2 separate regions of the Homo sapiens genome follow, and region 2 is linked to region 1. Evidence: read pairs that join two places in POLR2A ChIA-PET (ENCODE). Cell type or tissue: A673. All regions are shown on one strand. Region 1 overlaps AGBL2 (AGBL carboxypeptidase 2). Region 2 overlaps CELF1 (CUGBP Elav-like family member 1).

What was found. Peaks named below come from ENCODE experiments on the same cell type or tissue, not always from the same donor. Only the 100,000 strongest peaks of a DNase experiment are listed, where the experiment ranks them.
Region 2: POLR2A ChIA-PET joins it to region 1 with 7 read pairs; 2 of 35 experiments call an interaction of 5 or more read pairs at or near these places.

The regions. Positions count from the first base shown.
Region 1 is chr11:47,688,095-47,693,094 of GRCh38, forward strand. AGBL2 (AGBL carboxypeptidase 2) reads right to left here. Exons shown (of 19, transcript NM_024783.4): 9 at 4,009-4,162; 10 at 1,982-2,764. Among named protein-coding and RNA genes, the nearest start is that of AGBL2, 25 kb to the right of the region's middle. In A673, no CTCF peak of the experiment used is centred here; no DNase peak of the experiment used is centred here.
Region 2 is chr11:47,495,915-47,500,914 of GRCh38, forward strand. It overlaps CELF1 (CUGBP Elav-like family member 1), which reads right to left. Exons shown (of 15, transcript NM_001376376.1): 2 at 4,947-5,000; 3 at 3,539-3,690. The coding sequence starts at 3,609. Among named protein-coding and RNA genes, the nearest start is that of RAPSN, 49 kb to the left of the region's middle. In A673, no CTCF peak of the experiment used is centred here; no DNase peak of the experiment used is centred here; H3K27ac peaks cover 3,857 bases.

The sequences.
Region 1 (5,000 bases):
ACCACGCCTGGCCAGATATTTCTTTATAGCAATGCAAATACAACCTAATACACGGGGTCTCACTGTGTTGCTCAGGCTGGTCTCCAACTCCTGGGCTCAAGTGATCCTCCTGCCTCGGCCTCTCAAAGTGCTGGGATTACAGGCATGAGTCACTGTGCCTGACCAGAAATGGAAAAGTTCTGATTTGGAAAGGGGTGGTGGGTAGCCTTGCGTAAGTTGACAAGGAAGTGCAAAAAAGCCTATTGAGAAAAAGCTCACCATGGTGCAGACCTGTGAAGAAAGAGAGGGAGGCAGAGAGTGGGCAGTTGCAGGAAAGAAAAAGAACCAAAGAAAGCCTTGATTCCTGACTTTCGAGGGCCAGTTCCTACAAGGCTCAGCTCTTCTTTGTCTCATGATCACCCAGGACACCTATTCCAGCTTTCCAAATATGTTCACTTTCCCCATGATGAGTATAATAACAACAATGCTACACATTTATAATATGCTGGGTACTATAGTAAATAGATCATGTGATTATCTCAATCCTCACAGTAACCACCCAAGGCAGGTATTATTTTTCCACTCTACAGATGAGAAAGCTGAAGCTCAGACACATTAAATCACTTAGCCAAGGTCACAGAACCAGCCAGCAGTAAAAACAGGTCTCAAACTCAGGCCTGTCTGACTCTGAAACATATGCTCTTTAGCTATGCCTGCCATGGTGCCATCTCAGCTCATTGCAACCTCTGCCTCCCAGGTTCAAGTGATTCTCCTGACTCGGCCTCCTGAGTAGCTGGGATTACAGGCACCCACCATCATGCCCGGCTAATTTTTCTATTTTTAGTAGAGACGAGGTTTCACCATGTTGGCCAGGCTGGTCTCAAACTCCTGACCTCAGGTGATCTGCCTGCCTCAGCCTCCCAAAGTGCTGGGATTACAGGTGTCAGCCACTGAGCCCAGCCCACATATTCTTATATGCTGTATTTTCATTTCCAATGGCATGAAAATTCCTTTAAGGTGGGTGCTATTACATTATAGCCTTCAATGCTTTTATACAGGCTTGAAAACTGCTGACTGATGTTATGATTCTTTCTTTGTGATAGGCAATATAAGATCGTAAAAGGAATTTAGACTCTGGAACCAGAGAGAGAGCCTGTATTTAAATATCTACTTTGTCACTTAATAGCTTTATGACCTTAGGCAAGTTACTTAACCTACCCACTTCTCAATTTTTTTTTTTTTTTTTTTTGAGATGGAGTCTCACTCTGCCACCCAGGCTAGAGTGCAGTGGCACGCTCTTGGCTCACTGCAATCTCTACCTCTTTGGTTCAAGCGATTCTCCTGCCTCAGCCTCTTCAGTAGCTGGGATTACAGGCACCCACCAGCACGCCTGGCTAATTTTTGTATCTTTAGCAGAGACTGGGTTTCGCCATGTTGGCCAGGTTGGTCTTGAACTCCTGACCCCAGGTAATCCGCCCACTTCAGCCTCCCAAAGTGCTGGGATTACAGCCGTGAGCCACCACGCCTGGCCTAGGTTCTCAATTTCTGTATCATACAACATGCGATATTGACTGTGCCTACCTCATAATGTTAATGTGAAGATTAAATGAGTCATGTGTGTAATGCACCTACCATACAGCTTGCCACTTCATGCATACACATTTACTAATTGTTAGCTACTATTATTATGATACAAGTCTCATCATGAAGACCTATGAACTCCCCTGAACTCTGACCTTTTCCATTCAATTATTTCACTTACAAGTGAAATGACTCTTGCTGAAATGTTGCATGTCCAGTTTCAACCCAAAGACAAGACATGATTTAAAAGTCTGAAAATTAACAAAGTCACTTGACTACAAAGAGACTGGTAAGGGCTCTGTCTCCAAAGTCATACTCAATTCCTTTAACAACAGAAGAGACCTCATACCCCATCAGGTAGGGATATCTGGTGCTAGGACTCATAGCAGTCACAGAAAGATCAACAGATAAAAAGTCTCACCTTTTGATCATGTTCCTGGTGTACCAAATACAAGGGAAAGACTCCTTCAGAATGGTTTTATAATGCCTGTTCAAATCCCTTCCGGCCAAGGAACACCGATAATTCCCCACAATCACACCATCTGGATTTAACATGGGAAGCACCTTGAAGACAAAAATATCTCTGAGGAGCTGGGCATCTGGGGAGTTGCTAAGGATGAAGTCCAAAAAGCCTTTCATAACCCAGGAGCCATTACTTTCTCCAGGGTGAACTCTGGCACTCAAGACCACAGCTTTCTTTGCAGCTGCCTCTTGAGGGGTCTGGGATGGGTTGGTGATGGTGAGCAAGTAAACGGTATTTCCTGCTAGGCTCCTGCATAAAGTTTGGAGCTTGCAGAACTGAGACTGGATAGGGTTGTTTGCCACTGACAGGAGGTAGCATTGCAAATCAGTGTATGTATATGGGTAGAAGTGTGCAAAGAAGCAAGTGTCCTGGTCATATGGAAACTGAATGGTCCACGTGAGACAGTAGAAGGGCTGCTGCCCATCATCCGTGTTGTTCTTGTAGTACTTGATTTCATTTCCTTCTCTCCTCCAGCCAATATTGCGGGTGTTGGCATCCAATTGGGAGTACAAGAGTGGCTTCATCCCTACAGTATAAAGACTCTTGGGTTTTAGCAAGTTGACAATGGTGAAGCGATAGGTAGCATCTTTTCTGGTGTTCTGAACACGAAAATAAAACCACTGAGTGTGTTTGTTAGTGTAGAGGTCAGTTCGCAAGGTGAGTTCATACTCATAGGTGTCTCTGTAATGGAGAAAATAGAACAACTCTGTAAGCTTACACCCTGCCTTAAAAAACAAATTGGGAAAATGTTGTTTTCTCCTGGTAAAAACAGGTCTTATTACAACAGAAAAATCTGCTACCTTAATCATTTATTCTCTGTAATCCCAGCACTTTGGGAGGCTGAGGCGGGCTGATTACCTGAGGTCAGGAGTTCAAGACCAGCCTGGCCAACATGGTGAAACCCCATCTCTACTAAATATACAAAAAAAAAAAAAAATTAGCCAGGTGTGGTGGCGGGTGCCTGTAATCCCAGCTACTCAGGAGGCTGAAGCAAGAGAATCACTTGAACCCACGAGGTGTAGGTTGCAGTGAGCTGAGATCGTGCCATTGCTCTCCAGCCTGAGCAACAGAGCAAGACTCCATCTTGAGGAAAAAACAAACAAACAAACAAAAACAATAAGGAAGTATATCTATGGTACTGCCATAGAAAAACACCTGAAATTTATGAAGTGGAAAAAAAATTTGCCAATTTGCAAAACAATATGTACATACACCATTAATCAATTTTTATTTTAAAAATATATAAATGGCCGGGCACAGTGGCTCATGCCTGTAATCCCTGCACTTTGGGAGGCCGAGACGGGCAGATCGCGAAATCAGGAGATCGAGACCATCCTGGCTAACATGGTGAAATCCCGTCTCTACTAAAAATACAAAAAAATTAGCCAGGCATGGTGGCAGGCGCCTGTAGTCCTAGCTACTCAGGAGGCTGAGGCAGGAGAATGGCATGAACCTGGGAGGCGGAGCTTGCAGTGAGCCAAGATCATGTCACTGCACTCCAGCCTGGGCAACAGAGAGAGACTCCATCTCAAGAAAAAAAAAAAAAAAAAAAATATATATATATATATATATATATATAATTTGTGCATATTACATATACACACACAGAAAAATATTAAGGCATATACACTAAACTTAATATTTGCTGCATCTAGGAAGTATGACTATAGGACTTTTTATGTTACATATTTTTACTAATACAAATTTTAGGTGAGCTCTAATTTCTTCTATAAGCAAAGTAAACAATTTAGAAAACATTTTATTTTGGGGAAAAAATGAGTAATAATTACTCCATTTTTCTTCATACCCATAACTATTCCCCATCACCTCTTTCTTTTTTGCAAGTACTTCTGATTCCTAATATCATTACTGAAGACACCTTCTAGTCACTCCAATTATCATCCCTTTGAGAAATTGTTACTCACACTCTGACAGCTTTTTGCAGATTCCCACTCTCAAACCTTGATTCAAACAGTAGAGTATTATCTTCTGGTCCTTGCAACGTGACAGCAAGTTCCTTGACAATTCCTCGTTTGCCTCCCACTCTGGAACTGGTAAAATAGGAACCTTCTATAGGCACTGCAGAGAAAAGATATATTTAGGCTAGGTTCTACTCAGAATCCACTCATTCAGCAAATACTTAAGTGGCCCCTCTAAGTGGTCAACACTATTCTAGACCAACAATGAAATTTCTAATTTTCAACTATCTTTGCAGAGACTTTTAATCTTTTTTTTTTTTTTTTTTTTTTTTTGGGACAGAGTCTCACTCTGTCACCCAGGCTGGAGTGCAGTGACACGATCTTGGCTCACTGCAAGCTCCGCCTCCCAGGTTCATGCCATTGTCCTGCCTCAGCCTCCCGAGTAGCTGGGACTACAGGCGCCCACCACCACGCCTGGCTAATTTTTTTGTATATTTAGTAGAGACGGAGTTTCACCGTGTTAGCCAGGATGGTCTCGATCTCCTGACCTTGTGATCTGCCCGTCTCAGCCTCCCAAAGTGCTGGGATTACAGGTGTGAGCCACCACGCCTGGCCATCCAACATCAATTTTTTTTTAAATGAATTATGCTTTTGGTGTCATATCTAGAATCCACTGCCACATCCAAGGTCATGAAGATTTATCCCTATGTTTTGATTTATCCCTATGTTTTCTTTGTTTGAGACAGGGTCTCACTCTATCACCCAGGCTGGAATGCAGCAGCGTGAATCACAGTTCACTGCAGCCTCTACCTTTTGTGCTCAAGTGATCCTCCCACCTCAACTTCCTGAGTAGCTGGGACCACAGGAGTGCACCACCACACCCAACTAATTGTTTAATTTTTTTGTAGAGATGAGGTCCCACTATGTCACCCAGGCTATTCTTGAACTCCAGGGCCCAAGCGATCCTCCTTCTTCAGCCTCCCAAAGTGCTGAGTTTA
Region 2 (5,000 bases), 190 kb before region 1:
TACAAAAAGAAAAAATTCAGATACTTACCAATCCCTCCACCTCCCCAGCAGGCAAAAATACTTGTTGCATTCCAAACTTCTGCTACCACCCACCCTTATACAAGGTCCCTCTGGCTCACATACAGTGCTGTGGAAAAACTGGAACAGAAGTGCGTGAGAATAAAAAGGGCCCAGAAACACTGGCCTGAGTTACTTACCAGCTGCTCCCTAGTGAGAACAAGACAGAATAATACATTTATGCTGTGAGAAAGTTAATTTTCATTTGGATAAAGGTCAATCTTCCTATCATGTGGGGTGTTAGGTACTAGAAAAAGCTATCTCTAAGGACAATAAAGACAATAATAATTTAAAGTCACCATCCAACAACAGAATAGCTAACAATATGCTTTTAAAGGTTTTCAGCCTTCTTCCCTGAGGTATGGAGATAAGATCTGGAGATCTTATCTCTGCAATCATCTTTAATATCATTCATTCAACTGTAATTCCCAAGCTTTTGCTATGGTGCCAGATACTACACACTATAGGGCTCTGTAAGACTGAGCAATATGTGCCCTTGAGGCAATGTCACTGAAAAAGTAGAAGGGCACAACTATAATCCTCTACAAATCCTATAAAGGAATGTTTAAAAGTTCTATGAAAGAAGTGGCTAATATGATTTTACTTTATTTGGAGGAGGGGGAGGTGTGTGTGCAGAGATTTCAGCTGCATAGAGTAGGCAACTAGAAAAAGTGCTACGTGGCATGGAGGAAAGAGGCCTAAGGGTGATGAAGAAATGGTAAGGACTGAGGAGAGATGGGAAAAGTGGGATAACATCAGAAGGGAGAAAAAGGACTTGAGAAAGTTGTGGGCAGAGTACAGAAACAGAGAAGAGATCATACTAGAAAGCTGACTAAGAATAAAGAGGTAGGTCAGAGAGACCCAGTGAAGGGCTTTCCATGTTATAGACAGGTTTGGAGTTTATTCCAAGATTTTAGATTAAGTGAATGATCAGATCTGTCCTTTTAAAAGATACCTAAAAATAATCTGGAGGATGAAATAAGGCAGGGAACATGGAGATCAGAAGGCTCTTGCATAAACTAGTACCTAAGATTAGCACCCAGTCTCAGCCAATACTGAGGAATTTTGGGCCAGGATACACTAGGATCTGGAGTTCACTTGAACTCCAAGGAGGAGAGGAAGAGAAAGAAACTAACAACTCTTGGGTTCTAGTGAAGACAATATGGGAATTACTTTTTGTGGGGAAGTCTCTAGATGAAAAGTAATCAATGAGCAGTATTTAGAATAAAGTCTTAGACCTCAGAAGACATTTGGGGGAACAGAGATCTGAGAAGCAGAGAAGCACATCAGTGTCCCCTTAAGCAATGGGAGAATGAAAAGAAAAAAGTCTGGGACACAACTCATGAAAATATCCATATCTTAGGATGCAGGCAAAGTAGCACCAGTGGAAGCTTAAGAGTGATCAATGAAGAATCAAGAACATTGGCTAACCGTTCACTGACACTAGAGGCAGCCTGGTCTAGTGGGCAAAAATAAAAAGACCTTTACCTTTAAACTTGTACTTCAGGCCCAACACTGATTACTATTTGTCCTCAATCTCTCTCTCAACTGGGTTTCTCATGTTTAAAATCGGGGCAATGGCCTACGCCCAGGCACCCTTGCAAAGTTTTGGTGAAGATGGGTGACTAAAACAGATGCAAACGTACTTGGAAAAAATGTTGACAATCCATTCCCCGACTGACTCTGAGAATGACCTGTGTTAAGTCCACTAGCTCTCGAACTTTAGTGTGCACAAAAAAACATGCTGGACACTTGTTTCTAGAGTCTTGGGGGTCCTATTCTAGAATAAAAACATCTGAATTTTTAAGTTCCAGGTGACTTTCATGCAGTGGTCCATGGTCCAGATTTAATGGGATATTGAATGGGTCCAATCTCTTAAAAGATTAGAAAGCAGGCTGAGAAGAATGCTGTGTCAATGTTGGGTTGAACACCAGGCAGTGGCAAAGCACAGGAAGTATTACAATGAAAGACAATTTGAGCAACAGCCTTGTTTCTAAGGATCATAAATCCTGGGACATGGAAATATCCTTATTATGTATTAAATCTTTATCATGATATTCACTTTAATTTCACCTGTTACAGCTAAAATAAAATTTTAGTAGTAAAGAACTCTCATAAAAAGACATTTAAATTACCGTAATTTTGGAGACTACAGAGGAGGCATAAGATCCACTTCAAAAGAGTAAGACAGGCCAGGTGCCGAGGCAGCAGGATAGCTTGAGCCCAGGAGTTCAAGACCAGCCTGGGCAACACAGGGAGACCTCATATCTACAAAAAGTTTAAAAATTAGCCAGGTGGTGGTGCATGCCTGTGGTCCCAGCTACTTGGGAAGCGGAGGCGAGAGGACTGCTTGAGCCCAGGAGGTTGAGGCTACAGTGAACTGTGACTGTGCCACTGCACTCCAGCCTGGGCAACAAAGCAAGACCCTGTTTCAAAAACAGAGAGAGAAAGAGCTAACTTTGAGCCCTGCCCCCCAACTATTCCACAAAGAACTGTTTGGTATCTACTATTATCCACACCTGTTACATCTAATCCCAGGGTAGACTGATTTGCACATGGAGGCCTAACCTCAAAGACTTGCATTAACACTTGTTATCTAGAGAATATTCTACCATTTAATATTCTTGGCTTTGAATAACCTAAAGCTCATTTGCTGGAGGTTCCAAAATACTCTGAAGCCTGGTTACAGTGACTGAAATCAGGGGTTGGAAATGTGTCCTTCTCTACAAAGTCCAGAATTCAGGTTCCTAGCAGCTACAACTCAGGGTTAGGTTAGCATTTTGGCTGTGTACAACAGCAGTTCTTGGACAGTACTGCAAGCTAACAAGGTTTCTCACTCTCACAATTTATTTGGGCAAATTGCCAATCAAGATTGATCCAGTTTTGCTTTTTTTGGAGGGTAAAGGACAATTTGATGTTCCTAAAATCACGTGCTGAGCTGTATTTTCAATTAGACTCGGCGGGGGTGGGGGGAATCAAGGTCCAGGATTGCACTTTGTATGTTAATACAGAATGTTGTAGATGATACTAAACACACTGACTGTAGCTACCAGTCTTCTCTGTGATAGGAGACTAAGAATCCAGTAATTTAAAATAATAAAATACTTCCTTCCCAAAAGATTATTTGAAATTGCATGTCCAACCCAAAGCGACAATGCTACAGTTTAAAAAAAAAATACCTTGTAATCTATCATATAGGAAAACACTACAGCTTAAAGGAATTGGAGCTAGCACACTTGAGCTGATGCTGCTGGTCATATATCAAGTGCACCTTTATGTAAATAACTTAAAGCCTTGAGGAAATAAGCAGTAATGAGACAGACTACAATTGAAAATAATAGCATGAGAGAATTCAGGTTGTTTTGGCTTCTTTCCCCATTTTTCTCTTCCCCTTCTTAAAAAAAGGAACCAATTTCATCAAATAAAGAAAACAGCCCAGTTCCTCTGCTTATGATAAAAATTAGACAACAAAAATACTTACACGGGACTGGAATTCAAAGAGCAATGATCCACCATCATTTCTGGAAGGAAATCCAACTTAAACGCAGCCATCACCTCACTCTCCCCTTCAGAAGCCAATGATATTAACTTGCTGCACTTGTCTGATCCACAAATACACACAGCTTTAGCTTCCTGGGCCCCACAAAAAACACAAAGTGGAAACAGGAGCTCAGGGAAACCAGCAATAAGTGCCACAGAAAGAGGCAGGACTGGGGAAGGGGTAGGGAAAGGGAGTATTGGATTAAAATGGGGATGTGACCATGTGAAGGGAGGCTCAGCCCAGCACACAATGAAAGTGCTGATGCGCCAGGCTTGTTTTGTGCAATTTTCCCTGGCGAAGCAGTACTAAGTGCACTGTCAGATAAATAGTGTCAGATCCATGAAGATAGCAGTGGCTAACAGAGCAGAAGAAACACAAACTTGTTTCACATCCTCCAAACTCCTCCCTGCAAACCAGTTTTTAAGGTCCCCCAAAGCCTGAAACTACCTGAAGCAAGAAAAGGCTCACCGAAGAAATGGGTTGTTAGCCTTGCTTTTAAACTTACGTTTCCATGTGCCAAAGACAGCAATGAGCACAGTGCTTAGGTCCAAACTAACCTCAGAACAGTCACATAAAGAGGAATGATAAGACCATCAGAAGCAGGCCAGAGGCAAACTGGTTGAATAAACTGGCCACCAGAAACTTACCACTCACATACAACTGCCTACAGTTGATCAGCCTTGCTTTTTTTTTTTTCTTGATATTTTCAAAAGAGCATCAATTTCTCAACTGACCTTGCTTTCTTGATGTGCTATCTAATGGTTAGAGCAAGGTGTGCTATCTAATGGTTCCTCATCTGGGTGAAAGACTTCAAAAATCCTTTGTTCAGTAACACTCATTAGATGGCACAGGGAAATTTTCTTTACTAACTCTGAAGCTTCATCTGCCAGAAAATAAAAATGGAATAGTAATATTCTGCTTCTTACTAGCATACTAGGAAATAATGTATTTTCAGTTCTCTGTTGTCCTTTCTAAAGAAACAAAGAACAAAAGCCACTTTAGTGATAATAATGAAAAAGAACTAGGGCCTACCAGGGACAACACTCAAACATGTAAGGGAAAAACCAAGAAATGAAGTCTCTTCATTCTCTTTTTCCTCCTTTAAACTGTTGATAAAACCAAGACTAGTGAGTGCACACATAAAAATTCTATTATGGGTGAGCAGTAGAGATGGATATACTTAGCAGTCAAGGCAGATGTGTGCTCCCGTTCTCAATTTAGCTCCACATCCCCCCAAACAACAAATGGCGGCATTTCAATATTTAGGCAGTGACTCTAAAATGTTATCTCTGAAGGCTCCCAAATTTCACAGGCTTTCTTTCCATTTTTATCATTAGAGTTGCCTTACCTCAAAGATTTCACTTCACCCAAGCTCAGTTCACAACACAGGGAACTTTGAAAA